2 separate regions of the Homo sapiens genome follow, and region 2 is linked to region 1. A link is a contact called in ENCODE Hi-C or POLR2A ChIA-PET data. All regions are on one chromosome and are shown on one strand. Each heading gives the region's core, a stretch centred on a gene start or an enhancer-like site at or near the end of the contact. The rest is flanking DNA. Distances are from core to core; before and after follow the strand shown. Region 1 overlaps CYP3A7-CYP3A51P (CYP3A7-CYP3A51P readthrough). Region 2 holds the start of ZKSCAN5 (zinc finger with KRAB and SCAN domains 5).

The links. A loop is a pair of places that touch in the nucleus more often than their neighbours do. ChIA-PET counts read pairs that join two places held with the same protein, here RNA polymerase II (POLR2A).
Region 2: a map of Caco-2 shows a loop between it and region 1 (2.7-fold over the local background). The contact joins the promoter of ZKSCAN5 here to the enhancer-like site in region 1. A Hi-C loop is called at or near these places in 1 of 168 maps with a recorded cell type or tissue (Caco-2). POLR2A ChIA-PET finds 5 or more read pairs at or near these places in 2 of 52 experiments (PC-9 and T-cell).

Annotation. Positions count from the first base shown.
Region 1 is chr7:99,692,119-99,694,953 of GRCh38, reverse strand. The region is part of intron 14 of CYP3A7-CYP3A51P (CYP3A7-CYP3A51P readthrough); the gene reads left to right. It also overlaps a transcript of ZSCAN25 not described here and the pseudogene CYP3A51P. Among named protein-coding and RNA genes, the nearest start is that of CYP3A5, 14 kb to the right of the region's middle. Within about 2 kb of position 1,418, at least 5 of the 41 ENCODE cell types and tissues checked have a DNase peak (open chromatin) inside an H3K27ac peak, as active enhancers do; they include PC-9, where a contact is called at or near this core.
Region 2 is chr7:99,503,265-99,506,099 of GRCh38, reverse strand. ZKSCAN5 (zinc finger with KRAB and SCAN domains 5) reads right to left here and starts at 1,438. Exons shown (of 7, transcript NM_145102.4): 1 at 1,367-1,438; 2 at 1-95. The coding sequence starts at 55. RefSeq lists enhancers at 772-851, 1,232-1,411, 1,802-1,851.

The DNA of each region.
Region 1 (2,835 bases), core at 169-2,668:
AGAAAGGTGATAATTTGATGAAATTATTAAATATTTAATTTTGCTGAATAAAATGTCATATGTGCCACATGGACTGTGAACTTTGGTCGAGCCTTTGTGCCTAACCTGGTCTGATGCTCTGTCTAGGGCCTGGCCTCTGGATGGAAAATTATGAGCTTATCTCCACAGGGCCAGCAGCAGCAGTAGTCAGCTCTGTGGCTTAGATCATCTTTCCCGCATACCTGAGGCTTGTTTCCCTGATTCCAATTCTTCCAAGTGAGGGTTTTGTTGTCTAATTACTGCCCAGGAATTTCATATTTTTCCCTTTGCAAAAGCAATAATTTCCCCGCCACCTTTTCTAGGTCAGTTCTTTAGTAGATGTACCCCCCAAGATAAACATTCCTGGGATCTTTGTTTGCACAGGTAAAACATCAACCCTGAAATGTAGAAAACAGGAAAGTTTGTTTTTCAGTTTCAGTGAAAACGCTGAGCAAGTGTTGTAATTTGCTGTGTCCAATGTGTAGAGGGGACATTTTCTCAGAACTTCCATGTTAAGCTGGAAAACTGGAAAGTGAGTCCACTTTGTCATTCTGTCACTCACTCCTTTTCTCACTCAACAACATGCCTCAGACTTATCTAAATCTGCTAGACTAAAAGAGGTCCCTGATGTCTGTAACTTCCTAATTCTGCTAGAATTCTAGAGCGAGCTGATGAAATAAATGAAAAGGATGATGAACAGAGATAAAAGACTGTGCATTCCCTTCTGACACTCACTCTCTTTCCCTCAGCCTCAGTTTCCCCATGTGCCCCTGGAGGTGATCATTCAAGGATTTATGAGATTTTAGAGACAATACATGAAAAAGCAAAAAGGCATCAGAAAGACAAGGAGTTACCTAGTTTACACACAATGATAAGTCATTCAGTATCTACAGCACTTTGAGAAAATTCAAGAGTGATTTTAAATTTCCCATTTCAAATACCTCCTCTGTTTTCTCTCCTTTCCCTTATGATGTCTCCAAATAAGATTCCTCTAACTGCCAGCAAGTCTGATTTCATTGGATTCAACTGTTTTCAGCCCCAATTAGACGCAGGGTTAAGTATATTTGAAATATTAATCAAGGGAAGCATTTCCAAGATGGCCGAATAGGAACAGCTCTAGTCTGCAGCTCCCAGCAAGATTGAGGCAGAAGATAGGTGACTTCTGCATTTCCAACTGAGTCTTAGCAACAGGCAGACCAGGAGATACCCTCCCGTGCCTCGATCGGCAGGTGCCACACCCACGGAGACTTGCTCACTGCTAGTGCAGCAGTCTGAGATCCACCTGATATGCTGCAGCTTGATAGAGGAGGGGTATCAGCCATTGCTGAGGCTTGAGTAGCTTACTGTGTAAACAAAGAGGCCTGGAAGCACGAAGTGGGTGGAGCCCACCGCAGCTCAGCAAGGCCTACTGCCTCTGTAGATTCCACTTCTGGGGGCAGGGCAGAGTAGAACAAAACACAGGAGACAGACAGCCTCTGCAGACTTAAACGTCCCTGTCTGACAGCTCTGAAGAGAGCAGTGGTTCTCTCAGCACGGTATTCGAGCTCTGAGAACGGATAGACTGCCTCCTCAAATGTGTTCCTGACCCCCCTGTAGCCTGACTGGGAACCACTTTCCAGTAGAGGCCGACAGACACTTCAAACATGCGGGTGCCCCTCTGGGATGAAGCTTCCAGAGGAAGGATGAGGCAGAAATATTTGCTGTTCTGCAGCCTCTGCAGGTAATACCCAGGCAAACAGGGTCTGAAGAGGACCTCCAGCAAACTCCAAAAGACCTGCAGCTGAGGAGTCTGACTGTTAGAAGAAAAACTAACAGACAGAAATAGCATCAACATCAACAAAAAGGACATCCACACCAAAACCCCATTTGTAGGTCACCAACATCAGAGACCAAAGATAGATAAAACCATAAAGATGGGAAGAAACCAGAGCAAAACAGCTGAAAATTCCAAAAAACAGAGCATCTCTTCTCCTCCGAAAGATCACAGCTCCTCACCAGCAAGGGAACAAAACTGGACAGAGAATGAGTTTGATGAGTTGACAGAAGTAGTCTTCAGAAGGTCGGTATTAGCAAACTTATCCGAGCTAAAGGAGCATGTTCTAACCCATCACAAGATAGCTAACAACCTTGGAAAAAGGTTACATGAATGGCTAACTAAAATAAACAGTGTCAAGAAGACCTTAAATGACCTGACAGCTCAAAACCATGGTACAAGAACTTCGTGATGCATGCACAAGCTTCAATAGCCGATTCGATCAACTGTAAGAAAGGATATCAGTGATCAAAGATCAAACTAATGAAATAAAGCAAGAAGACAAGATTAGAGAAAAAAAAGTGAAAAGAAATGAACAAAGCCTCCAAGAAATATGGGACTATGTGAAAAGACCAAATCTACATTTGACAGGTGTATCAGAAAGGGACAGGGAGAATGGAACCAAGTCAGAAAACACTCTTCAGGATATTATCCAAGAGAACTTCCCCAAACTAGCAAAGCAGGCCAACATTCAAATTCAGGAAATACAGAGAACACCACAAAGATACTCCTCAAAAAGAGCAACCCCAAGACACATAATTATCAGATTCACCAAGGTTGAAATGAAGGAAAAAATGTTAAGGGCAGCCAGAGAGAAAGGTCGGCTTCCCCACAAAGGGAAGTCCACCAGACTAACAGCAGATCTCTCAGCAGAAACCCTACAAAACAGAAGAGATTGGGGGTCAATATTCAACATACTTAGGGAAAAGAATTTTCAACCCAAAATTTCTTATCCAGCCAAACTAAGCTTCATAAGTGAAGGAGAAATAAAATACTTTACAGAC
Region 2 (2,835 bases), core at 189-2,688, 190 kb after region 1:
AAGTCTCAGCTGGGGGGTCTAAGTCTATAACTTCTCGGGATTCGGTCATTATCATTCCAACTCAGAGGGAAGTCTTCGAGGCTGGCTGTGTTACACTGAAACAATTGTTTTTCTGCTCTTTAATATCTTCTGAAGGACACTTTCAGTAGCATGCAACCTACTGATGTATTGGGCATCATTATTAGCAAAGACAGATGGCAAAGAGGTCATCTATACTAAAGACGACCACTCAACAAAGTAATTTACTTAAAAATAGGTACTACAAGGTAGCCATCACTTCACCCACAAAATGATAATAAGGAATAACCCCAACATTTTAAAAGTGTAAAAGAGAGCCATACAAATCTGACATCAGGCCCAACCTAAAACACAGTTTTAGAGTGAAGAACTTTACATTCCATATAAATAACGGGACGAGACTAACTAGTCCAGACGCAGCCGCTCTTTCTCTCTACCATAAGACGAACTTAAGTCGGAATAAGGGTGAAAATCATTATAATGGTCAAAACTGAGCCTGTTCTCTAAGCTACAAGAGCTTGACAGGCCAAGGGGAGACTCCATCGGTCCCAAAGAGAAGCAGCGTTTATAAGGTACAGATCTGGACCTGGATTCCTCAGAATGGCCCCTGACCCCGAGATACAGAGACTGTGGCCCGGTCAAGGTTAGGGACAGGACCCCCGTCCAGTCACGAAGCCCCTGCCCCCTCCCCTCAAGGCCCCACTCTAGGGGAGCTCTCCTGGAACATCAAGCTCCCCGCAGCCGAGGCTGGGAAGATGCGGTTCTTCCCACGGAGAGAAACCGAAGCCGACACTCCCCAACACTTCCTCGCCGGAAGTAACCAAGTCCAATCTTGCCCTGTCCAACGGGGTTAAACCGTTAGATCCCACCCCCCCCCGAAAGCACTTCCGCGTCCTCTCTAGGAATCCCGGAGGACCTCACCTCGCACGGGGGGCGGACCAATCGGCGGGGAGATGGGACGCGGGCCCCGAGTCCCAGCCCACCCTCAGTGACTCGGACGTCTCCAGGGCCCCCGAAGCCGCTCGCACAGCATCACCAAAGCGGGGAGGCAAACGGAGCCACTCTCTCCCCTGCTCCATCCCAAAGCCATTCAAACAGCCCAAGCTCCTCCCCTTTCCGTGGGGCGGGGAAGGGGGCGGGGCCTCCAGAGTTGGGCTGAGGTTGCTCGTGTCTGATTGGCCGGGGAGCTTGCGCCTTCCCCCACCCCCAACGCTCTGCGCCCCGATTTGAAGTAGGTCTGTACCTTGCTGACAGCCCGCAAACCTCGCTTATGTTGAATTTGGGGCCCTTAGGTTTTCTTCACCCGCATCCTCGCTACTCTCACCACCCACTTTCCAAACAAACCCACCTCTTGACCACCGCAGTCGGCTCAGAAGGCCGACATCTTCAACGTCACACCCGCGAGTCGCAGGGGCCAGCTGTTCCCGGAACTACATCTCCCAGGAGGTGGCGCGCGGGACTCGCCGGTTGGCCAATGGGGGGCGGCTCTCTTTGCAGCCTCGGTCTCGCGAGCCTATCAGAAGGTGGCAGGGCCCGGAGTCGTGTCCTCGGGAGCCAAGGCTGGAAGGCTGGGAGTGGGCGGAGGGAGCGGGGCATCCCTTTGAAGAGAGGGGCGTTGCTTACGCAGGGCTTCCCTGGCCAAGGGGGTCTCGTCCTTAATGATACCTCTCTTCAGCCAGGCGCGGGGTCCCACGCTTGTAAGCCTAGCTAGTGGACAGGCTGAAGAAGCAGGATCGCTTGAGCCCAAGAGTTCGAGACCAGCTCGGGCAACATAGCGAGACCCCTGTCTATTAGAAATACCCTCCCTTGGCCGGGCTCGGTGACTCACACCTGTAATGCCAGCACTTTGGGAGGCCGAGGTGGGTGGATCACCTGAGGCCAGGAGTTCGAGACCAGCCTGGCCAACATGGTGAAACCCCGTCTCTACTAAAAATACAAAAACTTAGCTGGGCGTGGTGGCGCGAGCCTGTAATCTCAGCCACTTGGGAGGCTGAGGCAGGAGAATCACTTGGACCCGGGAGGCTGAGGATGCAGTGAGCCGGGATCGCACCATTGCACTCCAGCCTGGGCAACATAGTGAGACCCCATCTCTTAGTAATAATCTCCCGTTTTTGTTTTGTTTTGTTTTGTTTTTTGAGACGGAGTCTCGTTGTCCCCCAGGCTGGAGTGCAATGGCACGATCTCGGCTCACTGTAACCTCTGCTCCCAGGTTCGGGCAATTCTCCTGCCTCAGCCTTTCGAGTAGCTGGGATTACAGGCACACTCACCACGCCCGGCTTATTTTGTATTTTTAGTAGAGACGGGGTTTCCCCATGTTGGCCAGGCTGGTCTCGAACTCCTGACCTCAGGTGATGCGCCCGCATCGACCTCCCAGTGCTCTCCTTTTCATATGGTGCTTTATAGTTTCCAGGCCCCAGCCCTCCCCTCCCCCTACGCCCCGCGCAGTTTACAAAGTTGATGGGCAGGCAGGAGAAGAGTTACTGTTGCCACTGTTTTACAGGCGCGAAGGAAGGAACTGCTGTGAAATTGCAGCATCTGCAAAAAGATGAGAAGATATTTAGAAGTTAAAGGTCTCTTTTCAGGGAGCCCAAAATCTTGCATTTTAAGTAGCTTCCTATCTAGGACCAAACCCCCGGTGAATGTTTGCAATGCCCGTATTTTGTGTGTTAGTGAGTTGGTATAGAATTTTGCACCTATGGCTTAATTTTGTTGCTCGTATAAAGTTGTTTAATGTCTATGAAAGTTGTTCCAGATGGGCATGGTGGCTCACGCCTGTAATCCCAACATTTTGGGAGGCCGAGGTGAGAGGATCACTAG